Linked DNA regions of Homo sapiens: region 1 is linked to region 2. Evidence: read pairs that join two places in POLR2A ChIA-PET (ENCODE). Cell type or tissue: IMR-90. All regions are shown on one strand. Links, peaks and the distances in the headings refer to the core of each region. The heading gives the core; the rest is flanking DNA. Region 1 overlaps NR6A1 (nuclear receptor subfamily 6 group A member 1). Region 2 overlaps NEK6 (NIMA related kinase 6).

The links. ChIA-PET counts read pairs that join two places held together with the same protein. Peaks named below come from ENCODE experiments on the same cell type or tissue, not always from the same donor. Only the 100,000 strongest peaks of a DNase experiment are listed, where the experiment ranks them.
Region 1: POLR2A ChIA-PET joins it to region 2 with 6 read pairs; 1 of 35 experiments calls an interaction of 5 or more read pairs at or near these places.

The regions. Positions count from the first base shown.
Region 1 is chr9:124,651,374-124,654,285 of GRCh38, reverse strand. All of the region lies in intron 2 of NR6A1 (nuclear receptor subfamily 6 group A member 1), which reads left to right. Among named protein-coding and RNA genes, the nearest start is that of MIR181A2HG, 5.6 kb to the left of the region's middle. In IMR-90, for the core only: no CTCF peak of the experiment used is centred there; a DNase peak (open chromatin) is centred at 1,455.
Region 2 is chr9:124,319,279-124,322,190 of GRCh38, reverse strand. It overlaps NEK6 (NIMA related kinase 6), which reads right to left. Exons shown (of 10, transcript NM_014397.6): 5 at 622-732. Among named protein-coding and RNA genes, the nearest start is that of NEK6, 63 kb to the right of the region's middle. In IMR-90, for the core only: a CTCF peak has its summit at 1,686 (motif pointing right); a DNase peak (open chromatin) is centred at 1,690; H3K27ac peaks cover 551 bases.

The DNA of each region.
Region 1 (2,912 bases), core at 169-2,668, 330 kb before region 2:
GCAGGCCGAAGAAGTCCTTGTGTGCAGTTCTTGTCTATGTTTAGTCCTCTGAGGCCCCCTTGACACTATCTTTAACTGGGGTTCCTCCCAAGCTGAGAATCTTGCCAAGGTTCTCACATGTCAGTGGCCACCTTTGAGTGTCCTAGAAGAATCATATTTCTTTTATAACCATTTTGGGGCTAACATTGGTTTCATTGCCCTTTCCACAACAGAGAGGGTTTGTTCAACGAGAGCTTCTTCCAGCATTTTCATACATCACTGTTGCCTGGGTAGGGTTTTGCAGCCTGATTCTCTGTATTAATTTAGGATAAAATTCAGTTATTAATTAGACCTGATCTTTCTTTGTCAATAATTTAGAAGCATATGTCCTCGGCACATAATGTTGGCTGACTGTTTGGTTAATAATATGTTCTTGAAGACATACTTCTGGAAATCTGAAATTGATAAGTGAAGAGGAACTTTCTTACTATTCATAAATAAGGTTGTATTCAGCTATTCTGACTCTAGTAGGGTTAATTGCTAACATTTGACCTACATTATTTTATTTTTTCAATTTCTCAAAAACTCTGAAAAGTATAGGCCAGGGGCCTTGGCTCATGCCTGTAATGCCAGTGCTTTGGGACGCCATGGTGGAAGGATTGCTTGAGGCCAGGAGTTCGAGACCAGCCTTAGCAACATAGTAAGACCCCCATATCTACAAAAAATAAATTTGCCTGGCTTGATGATATGTGCCTGTAGTTCTAGTTACTTGTGAGGGTGAGGAGAGAGGGTCACTTGAGTGCAGGAGTTCAAGGCTGCAGTGAGCTATGATGATGCCACCATACTCCAGGATGGTGACAGAGACTCTGTCTCTTAAAAAACAACAACAAAACAAACCTCTGACAAATACAGAAAATAACAGCATACACCTGATAGTCCCATTTTATAGGCAAGTGACATCTAGTATTTTCATAGTAAAATATCATGTAGTGTCATCTGATACTTTCTTCTTTTTACTAAAAAAAAAAAAAAGTTACTTGCAAGCTACTCAGTTGATTTCACAGCTTACTGAAGGGGCAGCCAGAACTTTGGAAAGCACAAAAGGTGAGAAAACTGAGGCTCTGGTGGTTAAATGACTTGTCCAGTGTCACATAGCAAGGAAGAGGCAGAGCTGAGACTTGAACCAGAGCTTGATTCCAAAGTTCTTGCTCGTACTATGTTATATAGATTCTCTATTAATGAAACTGAAGGGAAAAAAAAGCACAAATAACCTTTAATAATGATTATACAAAATGTAAATTTCCCAAAGCAGAGGCTGTAGGAAGGGGCAGAAATATTCTTCCTCTGATCATTGCCTCAGCATTTTTCAGAGTTGTTGGCCATCTGGAGTTGTTGGTCCCTCTCTGGGGCAGAATACAACTGACGCTACTCATTAGTTATGCTGGGAATGGACAGATTCCCAGAGCACTTACATCTCATTACTCACCTAGCCTTGAGCTAATCTTGGCTTTTTAAAGTAATAGCTGGGTGTGAGACCTAGCTTCTGCGTGAGTGTGTGGCCTCTCAAAAGTGTGCTGTTGCAATGTGACTTGGAGTTCATGCTCAGATATGGGAAGGGCTGTATCTAGAGTCTGGCTCCAGCCCTGGCATTTCTGACCTGGTCATGGTACTGAGTTAATTTTATGGAAAGAAGGAATGATGTCCCTTTTTCTTCTTGGAGGATAAGGCTGTGTCAAAGGGAAAGGAAGGAAATTAATTCCCGTTGTTGTCTGCTATGAGCCATGCACTGTACTAGGCACATTTGACATTGGTTTTTGAATTAATTCTCATAACAGTGCTGTCAGGGGAACAGTATTATCCTCATTTTGCAGAGAAGTAATATTGAGGCTCAGAGAGAGGAAATGATTCATAAGCAGTCACACAGCCAGGTAGTAATGAGATTAGGAGAGAAACTTCATTACACCTTAATTTTAAAAGTCATACCCTTCTCCTTAGAGCTGGGTTGTAACCCCAAGCTGATAAGACAGTTGAGGAGGGGACATTCCTAGGCCTTGGAAATAATAGGTTATATCAGAGGAAGCCCATGAAAATCCAACAGTGTGGAAATAGAGCTGCTTCTTTACTCTTGTGCATTGAGGGATTTGCCTGGAATACCTACCTCCACCACTTTAAATCAATCCAGACTTAGGGGTTGGGGCTAGTTTTTTAGTCTTCATGCAGTCGCTTTTCAATAAAAAACAGGAGGTTAGTCTTCTGCTGGTTTCCTTTTTTAACTAGCTCAGATTTGTTTGTTTTTTTCCTTTATTCTGCCGTTACTTGGACATCGTTTTCTTCTCCTTTGGACTTAAATTAGATTGGCTGTCAAGCTTTTGGGCCTCTTTGTTTCTTGGGAGAGGCAGAAATGGTCAGGTGCCAATGTCTACTTGGGAAGAGGATCAAATTGTGTGGGTAGGATTGGGGTGGAGGCACAGATCTTAAACTATTACTCTATGGCTGCCAGGAAAATGCATATTTTCTTTGCAAAAGAGACTAGTCCGGTGTTAATGCTTTGATTGTATAATTAAAGCCATGGATTTTGGATAATTTCTTTAGATATGTAATGAGGCCTATTTTAGTGTAAACCGTATATATAGTAGAACTTCGTATTTTTACTTTGTATTTTTGTCCCCAGTTTTATCATCTGGGCAAAGATGGCAAAGTAGATTGGGCAAAAAGAAAGGGAGAAGGGAACCACTGTGGGGCCAACCCCTATGGTAGGTACTTTGTAAAATTGTTACTTTGAATTCTTACAGCATTCTTATTAAGTTGGTATTGTCATTTCCTCTTCCATAAGTATTTGGAAATTGAGATGTGACATGGTTAACTAACTTCTCCAAGGTTCATAAGACAAAGCCAGTAATCAAATTCAATTTTTGGCTGAGATAAAAGATTAG
Region 2 (2,912 bases), core at 177-2,676:
GGGGAGAGCATCTTGGGACCATGTCCACCAAAGGGTCCCAGGCCAGGAAAAGAGACCTGGGCCACAGGCATGGCTCTGTACCCACAATGCTGGGTATCCTCAGGCAAGTCTCTTAACCTCTCTGGGCTCAGTTTTCCCCTTCTTTAAAATGAGGTAGTGGATCTACAAGATGCTTTCCCAAGAGCTGGGGTCTGACCAAACGGGGTGCTGCCCCTGCTCCTTCTGTGAGGCAGGAGAAGTGGCTCATGTGCCTGTGGTAGGCTGGGGCACTGGGGGTGGCCAGAGGAGTTCCTTCTGCCCATGGCTGGCCCCCTCCCAGCCACCATCCTGTCTTGGCACCACCTTCGCCTTGCTTTTGCATATGGGCTCTTTTGAGCTGAGCTTCCCTGAGGCCAGTGGAAAGAAAGAGGCCTCCAGCAACAGCAGCTGGGGACGGACCCTGAGAGGCCCTCACCAGACTGCAGCTGAGGCCTGTGGGCATCTGCAGGGGGGCGCCCAGGGTCCCCGGGTGGCCGCCTCTGGCTAAAGGCAGAGCATTGTGGGACTGGGCTAAAGGAAGACTGCCACCTTTGGCTCCAGATCTGCGCAGCCCCCAGCACCCCCACCCCGCCAGGCGCTCACCTTGATCATCTGCGAGAGGTCCCCTGCGTCAGCCAACTCCAGCACAATGTTCAGCTCGTTGTCTTCGATAAACGAGTCCAAATACTTGATGATATTTGGGTGGTTCAGTTGCTGCATGAGGAGGGAAAGAGGGAAGGGGGCACCAAGTGAAGACGGGACAGACCCAGTGCCTGCCTGCCACCGGCACCCTGCTGGCACCCGGTCACTGAGGCCCTGGCATTTGCTAGAGAAGTGGGTCCCAGGGAAAGAAAGGCCTGTGCTGGGGAGTCAGGAAGGCCTGGGTGACACTGGGAAAGCCACTTTGCATCCCCAAGTCTCAGATTCCTCATCTGTAAAACTGGCATAATGTTTTGAAGCATAGTTGTGAAGACGACATGGGTCAATACTCTTGAAATGTGTAACAGGGCAGCCGCACAGAGCTATGTGAGACTCAGCATGGACTTGTGGAAAGGACCCTCCCCCTCCTCCTCACCACCCCGACCCTGAGGGCGGCATTGGGCCCCACCTCTCTGTCCCTGTGCCCAGACACGGCCAGCCTGCAGGTGCTCCTCAGAAGGACCATCTCCTGCCTTCATCCTTCCCACTCTTTCTCAATTCCTGACCTATCTCTTGTAAAATCATTTTTTTTAAAATATTTTTTTGTAGAGATAGGATCTCACTATGTTGCCCTGATTGAAACTGAACTTCTAGGTTCAAGCGATCCTCCCACCTCACCCTCCTGAGCAGTTGGGACTACGGCTGCATGCCACCATGCCTGGCCCTTGTGAAATGTTGAAAAAAATCCCTGGAGGCATGAGAGCTGCCCGGCTGATTTGCTCATGCTGAGACGCTGCCTCTGTCCTTCGCACCACCGCCTGCATGTTTGCTGCAGTGGAGCATGGAGCTGGACAGAACGGTGCCCCCCTGGCTGGAAGTCAGGCCCTCCAGGCTAAGAGGAGCCCCTGGCATCTGTTCATAACAAAGCTGACTGTTTATATCAAAGAGACTCCAGGATCTGGGAAAGCAGAGGGGACTCGAATATCCTGCCCTGGTGTGGGTGTGGTCAGCCTAGTCCAGACACCAGCCAACCACCAGAGGCCGATAGTGAGCACATTTCCCAAAAGGCCCGGAAGTCGTTGGGAGAAGGATGCACTGTGCCCATCCGTGGATTCTAAAATGAGGGGAGCCTGGGCAGATGTTACAGAGCCATGCAAGCCCCTATTCATTCATTCATTCATTCCCCAAGCCAGCCCCCCATGTGTGGGCCCTGGGGGCCAGAGCAGGCTCAGCCACTGGCCCCAGCTCCTCCCCATGCGTCCATCCTCTCACCAGGTCCCCCCAGAGACTGATCCCTGTCTGCTATGGCGCCCACTGCCTGTCCAAGTCCTCAAACCCCTGCTCTGGACCAAGGTCTGGCCCTGAGGTGGGTGTGCTGGCCCCTGCCTGCCCCTCAGCCAGCAGCGCTGTGGCTCAGTGAATATCCAGACACCACTGCGAGGAACCAGGCACCCTGCACAGCTGAGGACGCAGGTGCAGCACATTCAATCCTGGTTCCCAGGGGTGGCTGGGAGGGAGCCCTGTTGCCATCTTAGCAGCAGGCTCCCCTGTGGAAGAACCTTGGTCAGTAACAAATGTAGGTAATTTACACAGGGTGACTAGACTTCAGAAGGCGGCACACAAAGCAATCCTAAGCAAAAAGAACAAACCTGGAGGCATCACGTTACTGGACTTCAAACTATACTACAAGCCTATGGTAACCAAAACAGCATGGTACTGGTACAAAAATAGATACATAGACCAATGGAACAGAATATAGAACTCAGAAATAAAGCAGCATACCTACAACCACCTGATCTTCAACAAAGTTGACAAAAATAAGCAATGGGGAAAGGACTCCCTACTCAATTAACTGGCTAGCTATATGCAGAAGAATGAAACGGAACCCCTACTTTTCACCATGTGTAAAAATTAAATCAAGATTGATTGAAGACTTAAATGTAAGACCTCAAACTATAAAAATCCTAGAAGAAAACCTAGGAAATACCTTTCTCAGCGTTAGCCTTGACAAAGAATTTAAGACCAAGTCCTTAAAAACCATTGCAACAAAACCAAAAACTGACAAGTGGGACATAATTAAATGAAAGAGCTTCTGCATGGCAAATGAAATGATCAACAGAGTAAACAGACAATTGACAGAATGGGAGAAAACATTCATAAACTATGCATCTGACAAAGGACTAATGTCCAGAATCTATAAGGAACTTAAATCAATAAAAAAAAACAAAACATTAAAAAGTGAGCAGAGGAGGCTG